2 separate regions of the Homo sapiens genome follow, and region 1 is linked to region 2. A link is a contact called in ENCODE Hi-C or POLR2A ChIA-PET data. All regions are on one chromosome and are shown on one strand. The core of a region is the stretch at or near the end of the contact, and the rest is flanking DNA. Distances in the headings are between cores, read along the strand shown. Region 1 holds the start of LINC02851 (long intergenic non-protein coding RNA 2851). Region 2 holds the start of AK3 (adenylate kinase 3).

Region 1 (3,470 bases), core at 680-3,179, 2.0 Mb after region 2:
GCCTGTGCCTGTAGTCCCATCTACTCAGGAGGGTGAGGTGAGAGGTGGAGGCTGCAGTGAGCCAAGATCAGGTCACTGCACTCCAGCCTGGGTAACAGAGTGAGACCCCATCTAAATTTAAAAAAAAGAAAAAAGGCCAGGCCCGGTGGCTCACGCCTGTAATCCCAGTACTTTGGGAGGCCGAGGTGGGCAGATCACGAGGTCAGGAGATCAAGACCATCCTGGCTAACACGGTGAAACCCCGTCTCTACTAAAAATACAAAAAAATTAGCCAGGCGTAGTGGTGGGCGCCTGTAGTCCCAGCTACTCGGGAGGCTGAGGCAGGAGAATGGCGTGAACCCGGGAGGTGGAGCGGTGGAGCTTGCAGCCACTGCACTCCAGCCTGGGCGACAGAGCGACAGTCTCAAAAAAAAAAAAAAAAAAAAAAAAAAAAAAGCATGTCAGGGAGAAGACAGTGATCTTATTTTGAACCAATGGAGGGAAAAACTGGGTGAAATGTCTTTGAGATAGCATGGGATATGAGTCATTGAGTCTTTGGTGATTATAGATAATTCAGTCACCATTATGTTTATGACTTGTTGCTCTTATCATAATCTCTCATCACCTTGTCTCCTAAGTAGACTTGGAAGCTCGATATTGTACACCTTATTAGGAAAATACTCAATTGTCTTCTAGTATAGGGAAAATTCGTCTTGTGTGTGGAGTAAACAACATTTTTGCCTTTACCACCATGAATATCATGTTCCCTTCATCCTCACTGTGTCCCTCAAAACCAAGAAAACATCTGGGAGTAGAGCTCGTAGAATGTTTCAAATAAGCTGAAATTAAGAGTTTTGTAGCATTGAAATGGAGTCTTTACATCAAAGTATAACTTGAAAGAAGAAACTTAGCAATTACCCTGCCCAAATCCATTGATCGTGTAATCTTTCTTAGCTGAGAACGTTACGGAACAAAGGCCCGCAAGGGCCTGGCAGTTGAGACACTTCAGGGCAGTTAAGAAAATTCATTTCACCTTTGCAGAATGTTCGGTACGTTTGGCCATCTGCCTCTGACAGCACAAAAGCCCTAAATTTAATACCCTGAAGAGCTAACGTTAAAGTGCAAAAACGAAGGTTGCAACAGCCCGACTTCGATACACTGAAAAGAACCAGGATACACCTGCACTTCTAATTTTTTCAATTTCAGCCCAAAGCCGGCCTGGTTCAAGCATTCCTCAGAAATTTCCAGCGCACGTTCCCCATCTGAAGGCTCACACCTGCGGGAGTAGAACACACTCCACACCGGTGCCGCCAACACACGGAATCTGCGCTCCCGGAAGCTTACAACATGGTCATTGTTGAAGTGCTCCCCTTGAATTGGTCGGGCGTGGTGGCGCGCTCGTGTGGTCCCAGCTACTCGGGAGGCTGGGGTAGGAGCATCGCTTGAACCCAGGAGGAGGGTGTTGCAGTGAGACGAGATCGCGCCACTGCACTCCAGCCTGGGCGACAGAGCGAAACTCCATCTCAAAAAAAAAAAAAAATCCTTAGGGACCGCCCAGAGGCTGGTGACACCTGCACTGGTACCTCCATGGCCGCGCCTCTGAGGTCACCGCTCCAGAAGGTCCCAGGCCGGCGTGGAAACCTATTACTAAGTGGGGCGGGTGGACACCAGCAGGTCCCGCCCTAAAGGAGTCCCGCGGCCGCTTGGGCCTCAGTTCCTCTTTCCTGCCCAAGTATCTCCCCAGCTCTGACGAAACAGGCAACTTCCAGACTGTGGCGTTAGCTCAGCGACTGCACTGAGCCGCCGGGAAGATCCTGGTCCCGTCAGCCAGCTGACCCACATGCGTTGCGGAGGCGCTGACCACCCCGCTTCGCTGGCTGGTGGGGGGTCACGTGAGGACCTCGGGGTCACGTGAGGTCCTCGGGCGCCGCAGGGAGGGCGGCATCCAAGTCTTTCCGCGCGTGCGCGAGCGTCCGCTGTCACTCAGGTAGAACAGTCTCAAATCGCACCGTTAGTACCGGCCCCCTTTGCCTTTCTACCTTGCCCCTCCGAGTCCCGACCCAAGATCCCAAGTAATCGTCTTCCCCCTGCACCAGGGCCGGGACCAGGCAGCCAAGAAACGCGGAGACAGACTACTGGGACTGCGACGTCTCCTCTCCTGTTCGCTGCGATATGCCGGCGTCGTGTTGAGCGGGCTGCGGACACAGACAGCCTGCCCGGCCCCACTGAGTGTTTGATCCCCATCCTCGCAGCTCTCTAGAGGACCAGAGTTGGCGGTGCAGCCCAGCGGAGCTTCGGTGGGTGCGGATGTCACTAGATGACAGACCCAGCCCTGTCCCTCAGCCCTCAGGGCCCTTTTCCCAAAGCCTACAGCCGCAGAAAGTTCTCTTAGGATATCCCCAGACCCTGCAGCCAGCTTTTCCATTTTTCCTTCCTGGGGCCAGTACTTTCTACAGCGTCTACAGCCAAAGTATCTTATCCCAGGAGGGCCTTTATAACCATCTGCGCCTTTGGGACTTTTCCCCACTTGTTGAAATCCATGGTCTTGGCCTTTCTAGTAGCCTGTCTCTCACGCTTAAGATAGTACATGCCTCCCATCTGTAAAAATGGATCATCCGCCGGGCGCAGTGGCTCACGCCTGTAATCCCAGCACGTTGGGAGGCCAAGGTGGGCGGATCACTATGTCAGGAGTTCAAGACCAGCCTGGCTAACATGGTGAAACTCCGTCCCTACTAAAAATACATATAAAAATTAGCCGGGCGTGGTGGCGGGCGCCTGTAGTCCTAGCTACTCAAGAGGCTGAGGCATGAGAATCGCTTGAACCTGGGAAGCGGAGGTTGCAATGAGCCGAGATCGAGCCACTGCACTCCAGCCTAGGTGATGGCCAGACTCTGTCTCAAAAAAAAAAAAAAAAAAAAAAGACTGTATACATTAAACTGATCCCACCTTTTTAGGCCTTTAGGACTCCACCTTAGGTTATCCTTTCCTCATGGCCCTTGATTATTAACCCATCCTAGGGCCATCTTCTCCTTTTCAGGGTGGAGGTTTGTTTGGCATGCTTTCCTCAGGCTGCTTTGTAGAAACGCATGATTCAAAACTAGGTACAGGCCAGCGCGGTGGCTCACACCTGTAATCCCAGCCCTTTGGGAGGCCGAGGGAGGCAGATTGCTTGAGGTCAGGAGTTCGAGACTAGTCTGGCCAACATGATGAAACCCCATCTCTACTAAAAATATAAAAATTAGCCGTGTGTGGTGGTGCACGCCTGTAATCCCAGCTACCTGAGTGGCTGAGGCAGGAGAATCGCTTGAACCCAGGAGATGGAGGTTGGAGTGAGCTGAGATGCCACCACTGCACTCTAGCCTGGGTGACACAGCGAGATTTTGTCTCAAACCAGACAAACAACAAAAAAACAACATCAGCTATAAATTTTCCTTTGGTGTATAGGTTAAGCACTTTTACCAAACAATGTTTTTCTTTGAACTGCCCTGGCA
Region 2 (2,500 bases), core at 1-2,500:
TTTCTAGAAGGAAAACTCTGTTCCCCTCCGAAGAATGGGACTGAGGTAGGGAACGAAAGAGGGCGTTGTTTTTTATGCTATGCACGTCTATCCTGTTTGCTATCCTTACAAAAAAAAAAAAAAAAAGAAGGAAAACAAAAGAAAAAGGCCTTGTGGAAGCATTATTTCTATGTAAATGGGTTTCAAAATGAGTTTCAAAACGGGTTCTATTTTGAAAAGTAAGGTCAACATTTTTTGAGAAAAAAACTCCTGCGATTGGCTTTTCAAAAACAACCCTCTTAAGAGAGAATTTACATACCACAAATTCACCCATTGTATAGTGTAGATTGTTAACTGCCTTTCGTGCCGAGCTGTAAGAATTTATTTGGCATGAGAAACAAAATATTTTATAGAACCATGCACAAGAATAGCCTTCGTGTCTACGAAATCTAAGGATATCAAAATGAGATAATTTTATGACTGCAACAAGGGTAAATAATACTTGGCCTTGGGAATATGGGGGAAAGGTCAGAACTACAAGATCTCATAGAGCTTAACCACACCAAAAAAGAAAGAGAAAAGAAAGAAACAAAGAAAACAAAACAGAACGAGCAGACTCTAGCAGGGCTAATGACAGTCTTCCAAAGGCACCAGCACGTTGAACAAGCTGCGGCTCAGCTCGATGGACCCCCAAGAGTGGCTGCCACTGGGAGGACTTGGGCCTCTGAAACAAAGCCCGGTGGTTTCCTTTCATCTCTGAACTTCGAGCTCGACCTAACTTTCCAGTCCCTTCCCCCACCGCCACCCCATAACCCGCCCGAAGCGGCCCACGGAGGCCGGAGGTTTTGGGGCGCAGTCGCTCAGCAGCCCGAGGTCTCTGTCCCGGGCGGCGGGAGGGAAATGCCGCGCCCGCAGCCAGGGACCCGCGTGCCCAGCTTCGGCCCCTCGCCCGCGAAGTCCGACCCGGGTGACAGCGCACGGCCGGCCCTGGGCCCAGAGCTCCCACCTGTGCCCCGCAGCATGTTGTCCCGGAGCAGGTCCCCGCTGGAGAGGTGCTTCAGCTCGAAGTGTGTAGTGATGCGCGACGACACGGTGCCCTTGCCCGAGCCCGGGGCCCCCATGATCACCGCTCGCAGCAGCCGCGCGGACGCCCCCATGGCCGCAGACTGAGGCCCGCACCGCGCGGGTACCAGGGCTTTGGCCTGGCCTGCGCGCTCACCCGCTCGGCAGCCTGCGCCGGCCGGCTAGCAGCGCCACTAGCAGGCGGCTACTGCGGTTCCCCGGCGTTCCCGGAAGTGAGCCGACAGCCCCTGGGGCCGCCCAGACAGCGCGGGACCCCGCTGTTGCGTCCGCCTCTCGGCTACCCCGGCGCACCCCCCGCCCCCGACCGAGCGCCTGTTCCCGCCCAGCCGCGCAAGCCGCGCAAGCCGCGCCCCCTCTGCGCTCGCTCGGCCGCCCAGCTCCCACCTGCGCCTCTCCGCGGCCCCTCTCCACCGGCCGCTGGGCCCGGATCCCTTCGGCGCCCCTCTGCACCCACCCCCACGCGCCCTCCACTCGGCTCAGATCTACCTCCGCGCCTCTCCGCGACCCCGGAACCCCGCGCCCTGTCCGGCCCATTCCCAGCCGGATAGACCGCGCTCCCCTCTGTCCGACCTTGGCAACTCCTGCGCGCCCCCTCCCCACCTCTAGTCGCCCCTCGGAGCCGCTTGGTTTCGGGATCCACCCGCATCCACCCCTCCAACAACCCTTTCGTAGCCCTCGCCCCTAGTCCATAGCAGGCGCTGCCCTACCCAGTCCTTGCCGGACACACCGCGACCCCTTTCGTGCTCCCTTGACAACCCTGGCCCCACCTCCACCTGGCGCCCACTCGAATCCGCCCCTCCCTTCTACCCCCCTGGACCGCCAGACCCCCCGCTTCTGCACCCACTCCCGCCTTCGCCCTTCCCTCCTTCCTCCTCCTCCTCTGCTGCCGAGCGCCCTCTCTTCCCACTCCCTCTCTGTGTAGAATCACAGGGAGTGACCTTGAGCCGAGAGGGCCTACCTCATTTTACAGGAGAGGAAATCCAGCTTCCATTGAGTGAGACTCTTTTATAAATAACGTAAAAGAGTGTGTGAAACTGTGGAGGCAGGCTGTTGTAGATAGGCGGTCGGAAAAGCTTTGAAGAGATGGCATGTGTGCTGAGTGCTTAATTAGAATATGGAAGAGAGAGACATGGGCCCTTCCTATGTCCAGTTTTAGGAAAAGGCCCTAAAACTGGAGGTTTGGCATGTTTCAAGAATGGAAACAGAGGACAAAAACGTTCGAGTGAGTATCATTTTGCCTGTAAAATGGGCATAGAGGAGTAGAATGGAGGAGTTAAAATAATGTAGTACTTAGTGCAATGCCAGCTACGGGGTCAATGTTCAATAATGGTTGTCCATTTATCATCATTGCTTTGTCCCGGACACTATGCTAAGGCAGAAAGAAGGCTCTCTGAAAATAAAACACAGTTACCATTCTCCTCAGAGGTCCAGAACTGAT

What was found. A loop is a pair of places that touch in the nucleus more often than their neighbours do. ChIA-PET counts read pairs that join two places held with the same protein, here RNA polymerase II (POLR2A). Pooled maps may share reads with other maps.
Region 1: a loop to region 2 is called in a pooled map, with 4 times the contacts of the local background. The contact joins the promoter of LINC02851 here to the promoter of AK3 in region 2. A Hi-C loop is called at or near these places in 6 of 50 pooled maps. POLR2A ChIA-PET finds 5 or more read pairs at or near these places in 2 of 52 experiments (activated CD4-positive, alpha-beta T cell and naive thymus-derived CD8-positive, alpha-beta T cell).

Annotation. Positions count from the first base shown.
Region 1 is chr9:6,702,378-6,705,847 of GRCh38, forward strand. It overlaps LINC02851 (long intergenic non-protein coding RNA 2851), which reads left to right and starts at 1,930. Exons shown (of 3, transcript NR_184134.1): 1 at 1,930-1,966; 2 at 2,076-2,276. RefSeq lists enhancers at 1,942-2,031, 2,082-2,211.
Region 2 is chr9:4,739,952-4,742,451 of GRCh38, forward strand. It overlaps AK3 (adenylate kinase 3), which reads right to left and starts at 1,251. Exons shown (of 5, transcript NM_016282.4): 1 at 986-1,251. The coding sequence starts at 1,136. RefSeq lists silencers at 781-920, 1,151-1,640.